3 separate regions of the Mus musculus genome follow, and all the other regions are linked to region 1. The links are chromatin loops, found by intact Hi-C in ENCODE. Cell type or tissue: heart. All regions are shown on one strand.

Region 1 (2,500 bases):
CAGAAGCTGAAAGCCTGGGGTTGAGCTGTTTCTGGGTAGCTGTTTTTCTCTCATTAAGACTCTGGCTGGGTCCCATGGCTGTACACCCCTTTCCCACCCAGTGACTTGTCGGGCCTCAGATTGGATTTTCCAATCCAGAGACTTCCACTCTGCTTCCAGGTGAAAGAGAGCCACTAGCAATAATGATGTGACTGTCCCCTAGCTATGACTAAGCTGTGCCAGCCCCAGTGGCAAGGGCCCAAGCATCACCTAGTTGAATTTTCTTTCTAAAACTTCCCTTTAATTGGTAGATACTGTAACTCAGTTTATGCATACAAAATGAGAGCCCCATCCCATTCTCAGAAAAGTCCCATGTCACATGGCATGGAACTTGCAGAGCCGACAACCAAGCTGGCAAAACTCCAAGAGAGCCAGTTCACTGTCCTCTGTCTGAGACTCCAGGATAATCAACTTTTTCCATTTCGCTTCTGGAACATACTTTTCTCCCAGCTTCCGGACATGTTCTCAGCTTCAGTCCCAGCCCCAGCTCACTGTAGTTGATTGACTAGTAGAAGGAGCTATGGTCAGCCAGAAGTCAGGTGTCACGACCTTGAAGGACTGGGCTAAAGGTGAGGATCATGTCAGAAAGTCACAGAGCTTTTTGTGACACTATGGGAGTGCTCCACTGGGAGCTAACGGGCTGAGCTGAACTTAAGTTTGCACCTGCATCCTTCCTATCCACAAGGAGCTGGAAGCCTGGCTGGGGATGGAAGATGCTCTCCAACCTTCAAAGCTTGTGCTAAGAGAATGGCAGATATGCCACAGGTCAGAGGCATACTGAAAATGGAGGACTAACCTCAACAAGTAGGAGGAGATGCCGCTTTCTGGTAGAGCAAGAACATGTAGAACCCAAGTATGGCTGAACTTCTGGGATCCAATAGGTGGGTGGTGATTCCTGTCTAGAAGAGCAGGCCACCCGCCAGAACTGAGGGAGAGGGTGTGGTTTAAAAAGAGGCTGGAGGCTGTTTAGGGAGCACGGCTTCTGCCCTTTGTTTCTTTGGTTGACAATGCTGTGTTGAAGGGCTCAACTCTTATCCCTATGAACACTGTTTTGAGCACCAAATCACACGGATAAAACACCTACCTCCAGGGTCATGGAAACCAAGAGGGCTGCTGAGGATTCTGAAGAAGAACCTGGCACGGGCGATGGAGGGTTCACGGAGGATTGGGATGGCCGCAGGAGGAGTGGCTGGCTCTCACAGTAAAATGAAAAGCGCTCTCCAGCACATTTCCGATCCTGTGAGGTATCAGTGCCCCCACGTGGTACCAGATGGTACCAGCCACTCTGCACAGCCCTGTCCGTGAAATCTGGGAGGGAGACAAAAATAAATCATGGAGCAACAGACACACCAGAGCCCCGTGGTGCCTGCTCCACAGGCTCTGGGTTGGGAGGGGCTCAGAGCAGCAGGCAGAAATGGCAGTGGCAGTGGAGTGCTGGGGCCATGGTGAATTCCACATTGGCTGTCTGGCTGCCTGACTCCCCTGCTACTGGTTAAGAGAGTTCACTAAGGTTGGTCACAGGGATGGAATGGCCAAAGATGACAAAGGGTCTCGGGTGTTACAGTGACCCCCTCCAAGGCCTTCTAACCCTTGGTGTAGACACCCATGGTTTGACGTATCCCTTAGATGCCTCAGAAAGGAGAAGAGCTGCATGACCCAGAATATATGTCCTAGAAAGTACACCAGGCCCAGATTGTAGGCAGTAGTGATTGTGCCAGCTCCTGAGGGTCACTTTGGGACTTAAACCACAGGGCCCACTGCTACCTGAGAAGACTGGGAGCAAGGAAGGTTCTTAAGTTCTCTGGGAGAGGCATAAGTACCAGAAGCCAGGAGTATCCTTGAGTCTAGAGAAGCAAAGAGGGGCAATGGCAGTCAGGGGAGCGGCCCACCCATCCCAGACGCTCCTTAGCCAGCTCCAAAGCTCACTCAGTCCTGCCTCTCATCCTCAGAATGTCAGGTTGGCTGAGAACTAATGAGGGTTTCCATGATCTCCTACCTCTGTTTTCTGAGAGCCCGACCTGTGGATTCCATCGCTCTCCAGCATATGCCAAGGGCGCACCTGTAAGTAGAAATAAGATTTGCATCTTGTCTAAGTCCTTGCTGCCTGCAAGTCCTGCCTCCCTCTGTGGATCTATGAACCTGAGACCCCCATTCCATCTCCCCGGCTGGCCCCTGGGACCATAGACACCTGCCACTTGCTTTCGGACACCTGACACCCACCCCTGTGGTGCATGCTATTGGCCACATGGGTCCTTGGGCTCACACCTTAATTTCTGTTTGGTATTTCCAGCCTCTAGCAGTGGCTTAGAGATGACAGGGTTCAAGGGACAGAAATATCAAGCAGGGGTTGGAGGACAGGGAAAGACAGGTATGAAGACACCCCCTCTTCCACTCCTCTCTTGTCTCAGACTGTAAGGCCAGGTCTGACTGAGTATCCCTGGCTTCTTCAGCTCCCACCGAG
Region 2 (2,500 bases), 400 kb before region 1:
AGATCCCACATTGCAATTTACAACTGTCTGTAACTCCAATTCCAAAAGAATCCAACACCTTCTTCTGGCCTCTATGGGCCCTCCAGCACCAGGCACTCAGATATACATTCAGGCAAAACACCCATACATGTAAAAATAAAGAAAAAATTAAAACGTCCTTTTCTAATAGGCCTTGGCTTAACTTTATCTCTGTCAAGGGGTCCCCTCAAAATCCAGGAAGACTGTTATATGGAGAAGTCACACTACAGCAGATCTGAAAGGGGATGGCAACATTAAAGGGGCACTGGGGCAACCAAAGAGAAAGCAAGAAACTGTGTGAGGACTGTAGTGAGGTGCTGAGATCCTTTAAGTAGTAACCTGATCCTCAAACTTGAGTGGCTTTCCTATACCCAATAGAATCCACCCCCTCTTCCTGTCCTGCCCCTCCCCGCCCTCTGTCATAGGCACACTTCCTTATCTAAGGGCAAGAACAGGAAAGAAACACTCTGAAAATTCCCTTGGAGGCAATTTGAACACTAAGAACAAAAACACCTGAAGAATAAGACAAAGAGTTATTCCAAAGTAATCTCACCGGAATTAAAATACAAGCCAAGCCAGGTATGGTGGTACATGCCTATCATCCCAGCTTGGCAGGCTGAAGCAGGAGAATTGCTACTAACTCAGGTACATGGCTCATCCTCGGCTACAAAGTGAATCCTTTGTCACCCTGGGCTTGAGAGAAGACTGGTGTTAAAGAAAAATCAATCAATCAATCAATCAAACAAACAAACAAACAAACAGCCTAAAGGAAACCCCAACAGACTCTTGGTTGCTTACTGGGGGAAATGGATTCAGACAGGACGGTGTCTTAGACTTGAGTCAGGACACTGATGCTCTGTCTCCCGCACTGGGCAGGCGTGCTCTTGAAAGAAAGTCTAGGAGAGGTATGAGAAGGGGTACTCAGGAGTAGCAGGGAGAATTTCACGCTCCCTCCATTGCTACAGTGCCTGCACTCCTGCTCCAGGAGCATCAAACAGCAACTGGCTCGGGGACAATCGTAAGACATCTCAAGCTTTCAGGACCAGGGCCGTCTTTCCTACCAGTAGAGTTACTGAGTGGAGATGCAGGACAAGCTGTCCACACTTACCTTTTCCCTGCAAGGACTTTCCTGTAAACCCCACAGCCACTGCAGTCCTTGCTGTCATCTTCATTTTTTCAGATACACTGTGTTTCATCCTACTGGGTAGCTTTCCGATCTCCTAAGGATACCCCAAGGTCATGGTGGTGAGATCCTGCCTTTCGCATGGTATTCCTGCTAACGAACCCTAGGAAGCCTAGAGAGATGCCAGGCAGCCCCTTTTAAACAACACCAAGTGGAGAGGAAAACCACCTATCATGGTGTGCTAAGTTGTGCAGAAACTATCATATAAGCACCTACTGTCTATTTCCCTGTGGTATCTGTAACGATGAAAGATGAGGAGAAGGAAGGACAAGGAGCTGGCTGAAAAGGAAGGACTCAGAGGATAAAAGTGGACAGTAGATGGCAGTCTGTCCCTATGTGCGAAGTGGCCGCAGAGATGATGCATATAAGTCAGTGGAGGGGGCAGGGAAACAATTCTTAGAGGAGGATCTGCTGCCTTCCCACTTCCTTCTCATTACGCTGATTCAGCGGCAAAAGGGGACACTTCTGAATGCAACCTTGGGAGCTCATACATTGCCCAGAGTGCCACCTCTTGAACTGTCCAGAATGTTCCCCAGACTATTGCCATGAAGAACCAAAGGCTCCGAGAATCCTCTCCTCTACCCCAGGCAGGCCCTTGGGAATTCAGAAGTGATGCAACCCCTGTCACACAGAAGTGAATGGAGAGGACGCTTTATCTCATTCACACTACATAGCCGTACTCAGGGAGCCTTCCTTCCCCCTTCAATACTCACTGTTCTTTCCCTTGGAGTCTTGTTATAACATGACTTGTTCCTATCTACTTTCAGCCCTGCAGGTCAAGGCCTCATCCTTTTCTGCATCTTCTCTAACATCTAGCACAGGGCCACCAGCAAGGACACACACTGAATTATCTTTACACACGTATCCAGACCCACTTTCTAAATATCTCAAAGGGATTACTCCAATTCATGTACAGTGGCACCCACTTCCCCAAGACCAAGACCCCAAATATACAGAAGTAGGTAGGTTAGGGCATGAGGGAAAGGGTCCAAAGGAAAGCCAAAATAGCCTTTCCTGGCAAGTAAGCAGTCAGCATTTATGACCTAACTTTTGGGACAGAGCAGAAGAGAATAACAGAGGACACGGGTTTTGAACCCGTGGCAAGGTGCATCACATCTCTGAGCCCAGTCCCTGTTGCCATCTACCACTAAGCTCACCAACAATTCCCTCATATGTCTATGCATTCAGTCAATGCGTTTCCGCGGCAGACCATCCAGGTGTTGGTGAACACGAAGATGACAAGCACAGACCCCTCTTCAAGAATTTCATCCTTTAGTAAGAAGAGAGGAATGCAAATGC
Region 3 (2,500 bases), 390 kb before region 1:
GGAGGGGTCTACGAGGGGCAAGCTTAAATATGAACAGTCAGAAGAAAAGGCAGCAGAGTTCGAGACTTCGATTTGTTCTGCAGATGCGGTGCACTAGCTGGCCGCCTCCCTTTGCCAGACCTGGGCGACGTCAGGAAGAGTGCATTGTTTCCAACTCAAGGGTGCAGGAGGGTCTGTCTCTGCCTGCAATCAACAGGCCTTGTAATATGAGAGGTGACACCTTAATCTTGCCAAATATGTGCGGTGTCTTGGGGGGAGGGCGGAGAATGGGGAAAGGAGAGGGGAACAGGGAGAGACTTAGGCAACAGCTGAGAGCAAAGGCTGCACTTTTGTAGAAGAACTGTGATCCACCTGCCCCCACCCCGACCCCCACCTCAACCCGTGGAGACCGCTTATCCTTTTCTTTATGTAAGACCTGACTAAGGATTTTCTTCTTCTCCTTCCTCATTCTTTCCAGCGAAGGGCTAAAGGTCCTCTTTGCCTTCAGGATACTCTAAAGGCATTTTGAATTTCTAGGAGTTCAGAAGTCAAAGAAAGATGCAGGGCAGAAAAAAAGAGGCAAAAAGGCACACTTGTTTATAGGCAGATAAAAGACTGTCAGAATTATAGCAACTTCTAGACAAACCCAAGTTTCTAACTGGAGAGTTATAGTTTTTGTAGAAAGACTCACGCTAAGAGTCATATATGTAGCTAGAGTTACTAGCATATAGGGCAGGAAGCAATAGAATGTGTACACTCCATGGAAAACAATGTCTTCTGTTAACTGAGTCGTGGACTCTCTAAACAGATGCTCTGGCTTTGGCCACCAATCTGTTGGCAGTCCCTTTGGGTCAATGGACTTGATTTTTCTCCTTATTGTATCTGAAGACCCTGGTTCCTGAAAGCAGGGTTTTGAAAACCCTCTCTCCTAAGGCAAATTCCTAGAGCTTGCCTTGGGCCTACCCTTATCTTTTGTAATAGCGCCACAGTGTGGTTGAAACTCTAAACAGAAAAAAAGGAGAAGGTGGAAAAGCTTGGAAAACTGCATTTACTTCTATTGCAGTTCAGTGGACTGCCATCCGCTTACCTGGAGTGGAAAGGGTTTCTCATGCAGCAATAGTGTGTGTATGGTGAATATTGACCCAGGAAATGAGAAAAGTGGTCCCGTTTGACCTGTAGGTGACAAAGGTACCCTTCATTATGCAGTTAGCCTTGGCTCACAGAGCTAGCTAGACCTCGTGTTGTTTCTTTTACTTGCCTTTGTATAAGTAGCGTGCCTTGGCGGATCCTAAAGTATCTCTGAGTTGCCTCTGTTGCTGGAGGGTCCTAAGGCTGAATAGCCACAACACTTGTGCTTACTTTTGCTCTCATTCACCATCCCCGAGTCACTGAGACAGCTGTTCCAGATGAGGAAGGCAGAAAGTCTACATTTCCAAAACAAAGTGAAGGCAAAAGGTGTCTGTATTAGAAATAGGAACTTAGGGTCGGGGCGTTCCATGCACTGTATCATTTTGGCTCCCCATGCCAAATGTGTTAAGCACACGGGCTAGCCTGCCAGTTAGCAGTGGTCCCCAAATGCCCTGGAGCATATATGAGACATTATTTGGGAGGATTATCCCCCCCCCCCCCCATGAGATTATTTGTCCCTGGTAGCTGGGTGATGTGTCTATGTTTATTCAGTAAGCTTAGCTTTCTCTAAAATGTCTGCCATCTTAGGAAAGCACATGTTGGCTCCAAGGACCAGCTTAGATCTAGTAGAGATATTAGAAGCGGTATTCTGCTGGAGAGATGGCTCATTGGTTAAGAGCACCGGCTGCTGTTTCAGAGGATGTGGGTTTAATTCCCAGCACCCGCATGGCAGCTCACAACTGTCTGTAACTCTAGTTCTAGATGATCTGATGCCTTCATACAGACATACATGCAGGCAAAACACCAATGCACATAAAAATAAATAAGTTAGTCACAGTCTAACATCTTTTTTGGAAGGGTTGGTTTTGTAGAGTGACAAATGTTTCACATTGCTCTCAACCTTCTCAACATTGTTTTCGGACAGGTTTCCTAGCTGATCAAAATCCATCGAGAGTTGGTAAAGTAGTAGGAGTCTCCCAGGTACATTAGGAGGACTAAGTAAATCCAGTAATTTGAAACTTACAGCATAACACCTGTCACAGTGCAAGCCCCAGGCCTTACAAGGACATCTTGGTCAGTCTACTGGTGAGGGATTCTGATCTTTAGAAAGAAAAGCATTAGCCGGGCGTGGTGGCGCACGCCTTTAATCCCAGCACTCAGGAGGCAGAGGCAGGTGGATTTCTGAGTTAGAGGCCAGCCTGGTCTACAAAGTGAGTTCCAGGACAGCCAGGGCTACACAAAGAAACTCTGTCTCGAAAAACTAAAAAAAAAAAAAAGAAAAAAGAAAAAGAAAAGAAAAGAAAGAAAGAAAGAAAGAAAGAAAGAAAGAAAGAAAGAAAGAGAGAAAAGCATTTATTAGTTGGGTTCCATGTATATTTTACTAATATAACTG

The links. Hi-C counts contacts between places; a loop is a spot of excess contacts. Peaks named below come from ENCODE experiments on the same cell type or tissue, not always from the same donor. Only the 100,000 strongest peaks of a DNase experiment are listed, where the experiment ranks them.
Region 2: a loop joins it to region 1, with 7 times the contacts of the local background. A loop is called at or near these places in 9 of 42 quality-filtered maps.
Region 3: it touches region 1 in a loop (2.7-fold over the local background); 9 of 42 quality-filtered maps call a loop at or near these places.

What each region holds. Positions count from the first base shown.
Region 1 is chr6:126,552,698-126,555,197 of GRCm38, forward strand. It overlaps Gm33320 (a long non-coding RNA gene), which reads right to left. Exons shown (of 5, transcript XR_378037.2): 2 at 2,036-2,098; 3 at 1,124-1,347. Among named protein-coding and RNA genes, the nearest start is that of Gm33320, 4.6 kb to the right of the region's middle. In heart, a CTCF peak has its summit at 1,309 (motif pointing left); no DNase peak of the experiment used is centred here; H3K27ac peaks cover 387 bases; H3K27me3 peaks cover 762 bases.
Region 2 is chr6:126,152,964-126,155,463 of GRCm38, forward strand. The region is part of intron 1 of Ntf3 (neurotrophin 3); the gene reads right to left. Among named protein-coding and RNA genes, the nearest start is that of Ntf3, 11 kb to the right of the region's middle. In heart, a CTCF peak has its summit at 1,519 (motif pointing right); DNase peaks (open chromatin) are centred at 1,588 and 1,798.
Region 3 is chr6:126,167,026-126,169,525 of GRCm38, forward strand. No RefSeq gene overlaps it. Among named protein-coding and RNA genes, the nearest start is that of Ntf3, 3.3 kb to the left of the region's middle. In heart, a CTCF peak has its summit at 981; a DNase peak (open chromatin) is centred at 996; H3K4me3 peaks cover 593 bases; H3K27ac peaks cover 287 bases.